2 separate regions of the Mus musculus genome follow, and region 1 is linked to region 2. The links are chromatin loops, found by intact Hi-C in ENCODE. Cell type or tissue: heart. All regions are shown on one strand. Each heading gives the region's core, and the rest is flanking DNA. Links, peaks and the distances in the headings are about the cores only. Region 1 overlaps Skap2 (src family associated phosphoprotein 2). Region 2 overlaps Hoxa9 (homeobox A9).

Region 1 (5,376 bases), core at 95-5,094, 350 kb before region 2:
AAAACAACAAACAAACAAACAAACAAAACCCCCAATGCCTTTGTCTTTGCCAGTAAGAACTTTGATTCATTTATTTTACAGGTTTGAAGCCCCAAAAGGTATACAGAGTAAATCTTTGTACTCTAACAGAAGTAAATGTTCAATACAGCCACAATTCACCAATCACTGGCACGTATTAACCAAACGCAAACAAAGCACTGCTTAAACCTTCAGCCAACACAACCTCAGATACATTTTATTGCACAGGCATGACCACTCTCTTATCTACAGTTCCCATTCTGGTCTTAAGAAAATATTTTTTTAAAGGCAGCAAAGCTAAAGTCATGCATACTTCTGAAAAAAGAATATATTCCAGAGCTTTAAGCAGCATCCCTCTTTCCTGCTGAAGGATAGCTCTCTAAAAACATTTTGTTGCTGGAAAAGTTAGGACGAGGAGGTGGCTAGCAATGTACCAACAAGTACAGACTGAAAGATGACTGCAAGAGTTTGTGAGTCCAGAGCGGCAAGGCAGAGCAGCAGGACAGAAGGGGAACACGAACAGAGAGTTAGCCTGCTGCTGTGTGACTTGGAACCTACTGATGAAATACAAATGTTGCACAAACATGCTTCTAGGAAAATACCACTAGCCTACCAGATAATGCCCATGGTTTAGGAAAATAAAATTGAGATGCAAATAGTAAAATATTTAGCATGATTTTCTAAACAACTGGATTTCAGCAAACAACTGAAATTAAAAACTAAAAGATTTTCTACTTCTGATAATGAATTTTTCTCTCTTAAAACAAAAAAGCCGGAGATCACATTGTCTATTTTCAGAGTTAATTCACCAACAAAACAGTTATCACGAAAATCTCAAATTATGCCGGGCGTGGTGGCGCATGCCTTTATCCCAGCACTCGGGAGGCAGAGGCAGGCGGATTAGTGAGTTCGAGGCCAGCCTGGTCTACAGAGTGAGTTCCAGGACAGCTAAGGCTATACAGAGAAACCCTGTCTCGAAAAAACAAAAAAAAAAAAAAAAAAAAAAAAAAAAACTCAAATTATACCTTCATTTGTCCCTGAAAATATGCTCCATTGTATTTTTTTTTTTGGAGGAGAAAAAAAAAAAAAACGACTTCTAAATCTACATTAAAATACTGAATTATTTTAATTCATTAAGAAAACAACATCAAGAGAACAATAAAGCAAAAAGGTACTGTCTCCATTTAAAGCAAACAGTATTTAGATTTACATTAGTGAGGTTCAAAGGTTGAAACTAAAAAAAAAAAAAATGTGGGGATATTTGAAGGAGGAGGTAACTCAGCCAGAGGGTCACATGGCAGCTGCTAATTGGAAAATGTTAAAGAGGGAAGGGGGAAGGGCAGAGTGTCTGCCAGCTCTTCTTTATTGTATGTTGCATTTGATTTTCACTGAAGAAAAAAAGGGTGATGGTGGTTAAGATCTGTGTAACTCAAAAGAGGCTTAACATAAATAAACCATCCTGCGGCTAACTGAGCACAGCAACTTGCCAGCAAGATGTTCATGGAAGAGAAGGGGAGGGAGGGAAGGAGGAGGAGGAGGAGGAGGAGGGAGGACAGAAGGAGGGTGGGAAAAATGTAAAAATAAGGTATATTTCCATAGAGATGTATAATGAAAATCGCCTAACCATCAAATCAGTGAAATGTTTTCTACCACTACATTTACAAAATGGAAATGTCTTTTATTATAAAGCATACCATTTGATTTTTAAATTTGTCTAGATATGTATATTAAAAAAATCTTTCCTTAAACTATTTTGTGTTACCTTTTTAAAATGGACATATTCAAAACTGAGAAACTTGTGGGCAGTAAGTCAAATCATAGATAATACTTCAAATTAAAAGTCAGTATATTTCTAAGATTAAATTGTATTTTTAAAAAACTTTTTAAATAGTTTTATTTATTAAAAAAGGCATGGCATCGATTTCTTACAAAGTATTCATTTTCTATATCTTCACAAATATTATGCTAGATTTCTTAAAATATATTCTTCCTTTTTATACAATTTCCACACTAAATTCAAAATGATGAACACAATTTTTCATGATTAATGCTAATACTTTATTGACATGAGATGGGAGAGTAATCACCCATAGCTAGATGTAAAGCTAAATTAATGACACCAGTTTGATTGTGCACATTAGCTGCAATTACCTGCACCACTCATTCTGAGCCACTAGATGGTGTAAAAAAATAAATTAGAATGGTGAAAACTTCATGCCATCACCACAGAGATCTAGATAATACTCTAAGATTAAACACATTTCTAGTCATACAAAATAGTAGTTATTTTTATACTACTTCTGTTTTTAAGAATCAAATTAGACGTTTGCTTATGTGTTCTCTCCTTATACTGCATGGGCCTCAGGGGTTGAATTCAAGTTCTCAGAGTAAAACAGGCATTTTTACCTGCTGAGCCAACTGCTTATCCTTCTAAAAATATACAGCACTGGTCCCACCTTGATCTAGAAATCCACTGCTTTCTTCTGAAAAATCTTGAGTTCTCAATTTATTATTTTAGGCATTCAGAAATTAAACACAGTTATGGTATTAACTTAAGGTCTGTGTCTACCCAGGTTTGGACAAAACCGTAGGTTACAGCACCTGTGAGAGATCATCCCGTGTTTCTTTCTGCACCTGCACAGTACAAGGTGGGAAGGAATCTTCACACACACACTCACCTCCAAAGCCAGCAGAGAGCCCAGCAAAGTCAGCAGCAGCGTTGGGGCAGAGCCGGGAGGCTGTTCTCTCTATGGTACCATGCACCGCTCTCTGAGGCTTACAGCTGCTGACTGTGAGTATCAATCATTTAGCTATGGGGAGATACAGTGACTAACACGTTCATCTTTCTTGGCTCTTCTTTCAAAAACCAAAATTAGTCCCAACTAAAATGCTGTCTCTGGAAGGAACCCAATGTTGTTGGAACATCGAGCCTTGCAAAGGTCTGAAAGAGGAGGCCAGTTCTCTCCCAGATAACAGCATTTACGATGGTCAGACGGAAGTGAAGGCTACGTGTGAGCTGGGCTACCTCTAACCCCAGGTCTTAAACAGGTTTCAGAGAACTCAACTTCTACCCTCCCTCAGCATCCAGGAAGGACAGTGCACACTAGGACTACACCTTTAATTTCACAGGAACAGGAAATGGCGGAAGTGAGACAAGTCCGTGCCACTTTGCCTGGGGGAGGGGGTGGGGGTGGGTTGTCTGCCTGAGTTTCCAGCAGCCCAAGGTACCATTGAGAGGGCCTTAAGAAGAGGCCCATATGGACCCTGTTATAGCTGTCTCATATGAGGCTATGCCAGTGCCTGGCAAATACAGAAGAGGATGCTCACAGTCATCTATAGGATGGAACACAGGGGCCCCAAAGGAGAAGCTAGAGAAAGCACCCAAGGAGCTGAGGGGGGTCTGCAACCCTATAGGTAGAACAACAACATGAACTAACCACTACCCCCAGAGCTCGTATCTCTAGATGCGTATGTAGCAGAAGATGGCCTGGTCAGCCATCACTAGGAAGAGAGGCCCCTTGGTATTGCAAACTTTATATGCCCCAATACCAAGGGGCCTCTCTTGCCAGGGCCAAGAAGCGGGAGTGGGCGGGTAGGGGAGCAGGGCGGAGGGAGGGTATAGAGAACATCCGGGATAGCATTTGAAATGTATATAAAGAAAATATCTAATAAAAAATAAATTAAAAAAAAAGAAGCAGCCCATGTGGGCTTTACAAGCTCCACGTGTGCAAAGGAATACAGTGCTGTACCACATATCCCTACACTCTGAAATTTCAAATACAAGTTAATCAACCTTTGAATTTTATATACTCACAGCTACATTAGTTAAATAAACAGTGAGCTTGGTAAATTTGGGAGGAATTTCAGGAAAGTTTCCTGATAAGAACTGGGCCAAACAGTGTTATTTCTGTTAAGTAATTAACTTTAAAAGCTGCTATTTTAACTTGGGACAATTAAATGTTTGATAACAGACTTAGCCAAAAGCTGTCATGTGGATATGACAGTAAGATAACATAGCAACCCATGGATCCCACCATTGGGAGGCTGACTGGAGTTCACAACCAGCCTTGGCTTTGGGCTTCTCAATAAGTCGTAATCTGTATTATTAGTAAATATTCCTTCTCGCACTTCTCCTACTAATCTCCAAGTGCTTATGTATTATTCTTTAGGATTCCTGATGTCTAGAATGTGTCCTGGTATTGTACATGCTTTATATGGGATGGGATGGGATGGGATGGGATGGGATTAAGCAGAAGGGACAGAAATGAACTACTCTAGGAGTCAAGATAATATAGCTAGCTCATGTACTCTATCTGCACCAAGAATAGACAATCTTCATTAAGATGCCCACTCTAAGATTCTGTGACCAGCTGGGTCAAGATTTTCAGTGCCAGCCAACCAACATTAAAATCCAAAATGTGACATTATTTTCAAATTCTCTTTGTATCTAATAACACATATCATCTTTCTGAAATATCCAAAATATTTCTCAGCTCAATAATTTTAGGGTTATAAAGTGTTAGACTTATGACCTATATAACATTTCCCTGCTTATATTTAAGTCATTTTCATTCATGATTTGGTGCTAAGATAAGCTTAAAAACATTTTTAAAAATCCCTATAGTACAGTAGGAAAAACTTCAGAGTGAAAATTAAGAGAGTTCCAACACTGCATCAGAAACTGATGTCTGGAGCAGACAGGTTCTACAGTGCAGTGTCTTAAAAAGCAAAGACACGATTCTCATGTACATAAAGATGAGTTTGTGGCAATATACTTTGGTACTGCAATTACAAATATAGTGTGTTAAACTTTAAAAAATTACCTCAACTTGTCTGAATATAGAGCCTTTAAATTGTTGGAACACCCAATGTGTTTACACAAAGATGAAAACCTTTTTTTATAAACACAATGTTTCTACTGGAGAATGGCAGGCAAACTCAGAATAAGCACACAGAAGAATAAGGAGGAAGAAGCAAGAAAAACATAATTAATAACCTAATACCTTACAATGTTAACTTTCACATAAGTATATTGTTTCTGGATAAGGCAGTAGGTGGATGCCTGCCAAGGGCTAGAGTGACAGGTAAACACACGGCTAAGTTGAATCCTGTTATCTGATTGTGTTTAAATTCTGATTATAGTTCACTTGACAAAATAATTAATTATTGTGAACTTCCAATTGTTAACTAGGACCTAGAAGAATTCCAACTGGCATTTTTCCCTTGTGTTGTAAATTTAAATGCAGGAGAACTGAGCTGTGTATTTCCCGTTGACAGCTGTCATTTGTGGGGTGGGGTGGGGGGTAACTTTCTTACCTTGCTAAGAATGTAAATCACATCACCACGCTTAAAGGACAA
Region 2 (5,376 bases), core at 75-5,074:
CTAGGAGATCAAAGAGGCGAAATTAGACTGCTTTAGACCAATAAATTGTTCCTGGGGTGACACAGAAGGGCGCACAGTGAAAGGCCAGGCAGGCCCAGGCGGTCTGTCTAGACTCAGGAGACTGGAGCAGTCCAAAGGCACGTGTCTAAAGTGGAACTTCTCTTTAGAAGGAGACCTGACAACCAGAGTTCGGAGTTGGGTTGAACAGGAAAAACACGACACTAACACACCTAGGAAGGTCATCTGAATTTGGCCTGAAAGGACTAAGTGGTTCCCACAAGAGACTCTGTGCTAGTTTGCCAAGGCCAAATAGGTCCCAAATTCTGCTGTTTTCAAGGTCTTGGCACTTCTGGGCACAAGTCTTCCCTCTGAGTGGGATTCAAGACTCACCAAAAACCCTCACTTCGTTTCTGTGTCTCTTTTCCCTTGGCAGACTTTGAACAAAATCAGACTCTCAGCAAGGCCTATTTAATTATATGTTTTCTGACTGTTGGCTCCCTACTTATTTAATGGAAATGTATCTGTTATGTGTGAAAATATTCACACACTATTGAGCCCAGACCCAGTTTTTAATCTGCTATCTAAATATTTCCCAACGCTGTCCCAGAACTAGCTTTCAAACCTACTGCCAGAGTTTGTTTCCTCCGTTTCCTGTGGCCAGATAGTCCTCAATGTTTAAATCTAGGTTTAGAATGTAAACGCAGACCTTTGCAGCAAAACGGCGCCTTCTAGAGAGTCCAGTGGTGCTGAGTTTGGGGGACTTTGAACCTTTCTAGTCTCCTCCCCTGAGAAGATGGTGGGCTTCAGCTATTGGGCTTGGAGACTATGTCCCCCGACTTAGTGAAAGGCGCCTGACTTGGACGCGGCCACCAATTCCTACCCGAAGCGAATAAATAAGCCCAGTTCCTTGCCGGGTCTTGTCCGGACGAAGACAGCGACAGGCTGTGAAAAACCTCTCAGCAGCGAAGACCAGAGAGCAGCCTGCCCCGCCGCCAGTCGGCCAAGGGCAAGGGAGGCTGCTGGCCTAGTCATTTCACCAGGCCTCTGAGCTCCTGGAGGCCTGCACCTACCTAGGGCCTCTGTGATCCGTGGAGGGAAGCGGCTGCTGCCAACCAGTGACTTCCATTGTTAGAAAACTGGAGCATTCTATTTGTGCCCACTGCTCAGCAGTAACATAAATATAGATTTCTCAGGATTAGGATAGGTATCTCTTGGTGCTCTCTCCAAGAAGCTATAAAACCCTTCCTACAATCAGATGCTGTGAAGTAGCATGAATTACATACGGAAATATAACGAGGATATATGCCTGTAGTACCTACGTGTGTGCAGGAAGATTTTTTTTTAAGGGAGTAAGAGAGAGAAAGAGAGGGAGACCCAGGAGATACGTCAGCCAGGATCGAGTCCCTGGTTTTACAGCGCATTCAGCACGGAGATGCGAGTCATAAACATTTTGTGGGCTTGGCCGAGACTATTACGACCCAAATAAATGCACTGTACGGTCTATATTCACGGCGCTTCGAAGGGTTAGTTTTCTTTTTGCTCTTGTGTTTTCTTTCCGAAACCATCCTACCCCAGAGTCTGATCCCACACACTAGCCGCCTTGCTCTGAAGCTGGGGACATCTAGCATTAAAAGTAGCCTGAGAATGAATGGGGATTTTTTTTTCTTTCTTCTAGCCTCCTCAACCGGCGACACCAGAGTAGCCTTGGCCTTTCAATGCCAAAGAAATACCACGGCCTGAGAAGCAAGAACGACTTCAACCATATGAATGCGTTTTGAAGCTAGAGTGTTAATGTACTTATTTAAACGTATAGATCATTTATTTTCGAACAACCTAACAGTTCCTAGACTATGCCCCAAGTTACCCCAGCGTGGCCAAGTTCCCCGAAGATCTACACAAGACAGCCACCAAGTATGACTTTATAACCAATTTTCAGCCGCCTAATTTTAAGGTCAGGTATTCAAACCGACCAAGTCCCCGATCTCTCTCTCTCTCTCTCTCTCTCTCTCTCTCTCTCTCTCTCTCTCTCTCTCTCCCCATACTGGTGGTGGCTAGCTAGGCCTGGTACCCCCCCACCCTGAACCAGGTTTGGGGACCTCACGGGTCGGCGGAACCCGTGGCCACAGGATGCGCTCTCTGTGGGTTCATCTGGTCCTGGGGCCGTAGGTGTTCATTCCCTTGTTCTTCGATCGTGAACGACCCGTTCCCCGTGCGCCTCGCTGTCCCTAGATCTCTGCTGGGATGAGGACTGTGACCCTGAAATGGAACTGGCGTTCTCAGCCACAGCCCCGCACCTTCGGCGTCGCTGCTGCCACGCAACACAGCGGTCTCGGAATGGGGCCGGGGAGGAGCGAGCGCCGAAGGTCAGGCAAGCCCCGGCGCATGCTGTGTCCCTTGGAGGCTTTCAGGCTGGCATGAGCAGCAGGGAAAATATACGACTGCTGCTCACACAAATCCCATTCCAGAAAGGCTCGCTTCAAGTCGACATTTTAGGAGCTTCCTAGGTCTCGGCGGCCGGAGATGGCGGCGAGAAAGCCTCTTGCGTGGAGCCACACTGCCATCTCCTGGAATTTTCTTGGCACTGCAGCCGCAGCTGCTCTGGCCCGCGTGAACTTCGGCAACGCCTGTGACCCCACCAGCGTTCCACTCCCATGGGCGGAGCGAGGGCCCTGTCCCTGGGGAATCCTTGGGGAGCCAGGAACCTACGCTGCCGAGGGGGCAATACCCATAAAAGAGGGCTGTTTCCGCAGTCTCTTTATCGGAGGCAGACAGAGCAAACAAATGAAAGGGTTTTGGTGGGATACCCTAATTGGAGCTGGACAGTTGTAAACTCATTAAGAGCCGAATTCCAGACAGTTCGCAGACCTTCCTTTATGGCACACCCTTACTGCATAAGCTTTGAAGTCCTTTCTGTCTGCAACAACAGAGGGCGTGCCAACCTGGCGGCTCGTTGGGGGTGGGGGTTAAGGAGAAGCCCCATCCACCCTCACCCTGGTCCCCCTTTCCCGGCTTAGAAGACAGTCAACATTGCAGAGAGATGGGGGTGCGAAGGAAAAGAATTGGGGGGTGTGAGGCGAGGCAGAATCCTCTGGCTACATCTGGAAGGCGCTTGGGCCTCCGAAGGCAGTCGTTCCCCCTACGCAGCCCTTTACACCCCATAAAGGGTAACAGCCCTCATTTTCTTTTATGGCGCTTCGGGGCTTGTCGGTTGCTAAGGCCTGCTTCTGTGGGGACTCCGAAGGTGGCTTAGCAGTGTAGGATGCTGAGCCCCTACCCCCAACCCGCCTCCGGCCAGGTTGGCAGGACTCAATGGGGCACAAGGGTATGGCTTTTCCACTCTCTGAAAACCCCTGACTATTTGAAGGAGCAGCCTCATTGCCGACATGTGGCTCCTGCCTGCCTCCTCAGAGTTTTCTTACACAGCTCCTTGACTTCCAGCCCTCAACTCGACCACCCTACTTCCAAAGGCTTCTTCAGTCCTTTTTTTTTTTTTTTTTTTTTTTTTTTTTTGTGAGTCCAGGGTTGGGGAATATTTTTGGAGGCAGCCAAAATGAAAGGGTGGACTTTCCACTGCTGCTGGCCAGCGAGGCCTAGCTTTCTGATGCTTCTCTGGTCGCCTGGCAAATAGATCCGAGTCTATTTGCTCCTCCGCTGGACTTCCCAGCTTTCCGCCTCTGCTTCCTAGCTACCGGCAACCATCTGAGTCGAGGGTGCTTAGGCCTGGCCCAACTACGGCTGGTTCCAGCGAGAGAGAGACCGAATTAGGGCTTTATCAACCTCACCTCAGCCCTCCCCCGAAAATATACCTAGAAAAAGAAGGTGCAAAGAGCAGAGCCGCACAACGTAAAAGAATCAATATATTTTATTTGGCAAAAGTTAAATATCTCGACACAACAATTTGGTCAGTAGGCCTTGAGGTAACTATTGCAAAATATACAGTGTATGTTCAATCCGATGGGAACCCCAAATTCACCAAGGATACAAATCTACAGTAGCCCAAGAGCAGTTTCATGGTGTATAATTTATTATCAATAAAATTAACTCCATTACAATAAGCACTCACTTTCTCCCAATTAAAATTAAGCGTAAACCCATAGGTAGCAACCCTCTGCACACACGTATAGCTCCGAATTTCCTCACTTCTCCTCTGGTGCAAAAACAATATTCAAGCTTTCTGATTATGAATATTTCTTTAATATGGAGATTCTATATACATTGGACAAAATTGGAGTCTAGAACGTAAAGATGAAGAAGCCCACATTTCAAAAGTAGATAAATCATGAATCTATGCATCCCGGAGAACTATCTCTCTTTTCTTTCCAAATCTGATTTCACTGGGAAATCCTTACAGCTAGTTTACAATCGTAGGTTAACAGTCTAGCTACACAGAAGACTACAGAGCTATACATTATGCCACAGCTTCTCTCCCCCCATAAACAACCTGAGTTCAAATTGAATTCTAGCTTCCACAATCACAATGGGTACTTCACCCAGCACAGAAGTTTGAGTCACAAAACATAATTACCACAATAAAACACAGTGTTCAAGTATTTTGGCAGAATGATCTGCCACACGAAGAGCAAATTAAATTAGCTACAGAGACTAAAAACTATACAGCCAGTCATCAACAGTTGTGCATTATATAAAAAGGTAGTTTTCTTTCCTTTTGCTTAAAGTCAGAAGCAGGTAGATTTTTTTTAAATATATATATATATATACAAGCTAGCACATACAGCCAATAGCGCTAATGCCCTCCCTTGTGTGTGTGTGTGCCTTCTATAAAATGGAAAGCTTACAATACCTCCTCCATCAAAGCCGCAGGCCTAAGAGCCAGCCTGAGCACGGACTGCCAGTGGGGAGATGAGGCCTGGGATTTAGAGCCCCTTTGTGCGGGTGGAGGCTGGGTTTGGGGGAGAGGAGACAGAGGGAGACGGACAGTCCTTTCTTTTTCTTTCTAGCTTGCTCTCTTTTTAAATGAGCCCCTAAAAGGCTCACTCGTCTTTTGCTCGGTCCTTGTTGATTTTCTTCATTTTCATCCTGCGGTTCTGGAACCAGATCTTGACCTGCCTTTCGGTGAGGTTGAGCAGCCGGGCCACCTCGTACCTGCGGTCCCGTGTGAGGTACATGTTAAACAGAAACTCCTTCTCCAGTTCCAGCGTCTGGTGTTTTGTGTAGGGGCATCGCTTCTTCCGAGTGGAGCGAGCATGTAGCCAGTTGGCAGCCGGGTTATCTGCGGAGGGAGAGAGACACTGGGTTTAGAAGGAGCATCCCGGTAGGGTCTGAAGGAGCCTCTTGGGGGTCTCTGGCCGAAGTGCAGGATGCCGCTGAATTGGTTAGAGGAAACACAATGAAGCCCTGGCAGACAGATCCACGGAG

What was found. Hi-C counts contacts between places; a loop is a spot of excess contacts. Peaks named below come from ENCODE experiments on the same cell type or tissue, not always from the same donor. Only the 100,000 strongest peaks of a DNase experiment are listed, where the experiment ranks them.
Region 1: a loop joins it to region 2, with 8 times the contacts of the local background. A loop is called at or near these places in 26 of 42 quality-filtered maps.

Annotation. Positions count from the first base shown.
Region 1 is chr6:51,869,141-51,874,516 of GRCm38, forward strand. Skap2 (src family associated phosphoprotein 2) reads right to left here. Exons shown (of 13, transcript NM_018773.2): 11 at 5,335-5,376. Among named protein-coding and RNA genes, the nearest start is that of Skap2, 140 kb to the right of the region's middle. In heart, for the core only: a CTCF peak has its summit at 2,192 (motif pointing right); no DNase peak of the experiment used is centred there.
Region 2 is chr6:52,219,253-52,224,628 of GRCm38, forward strand. It overlaps Hoxa9 (homeobox A9), which reads right to left. Exons shown (of 2, transcript NM_010456.3): 2 at 3,845-5,230. The coding sequence ends at 4,992. Among named protein-coding and RNA genes, the nearest start is that of Hoxa7, 3.4 kb to the left of the region's middle. In heart, for the core only: no CTCF peak of the experiment used is centred there; a DNase peak (open chromatin) is centred at 2,569; H3K4me3 peaks cover 1,333 bases; H3K27ac peaks cover 354 bases; H3K27me3 peaks cover 4,768 bases.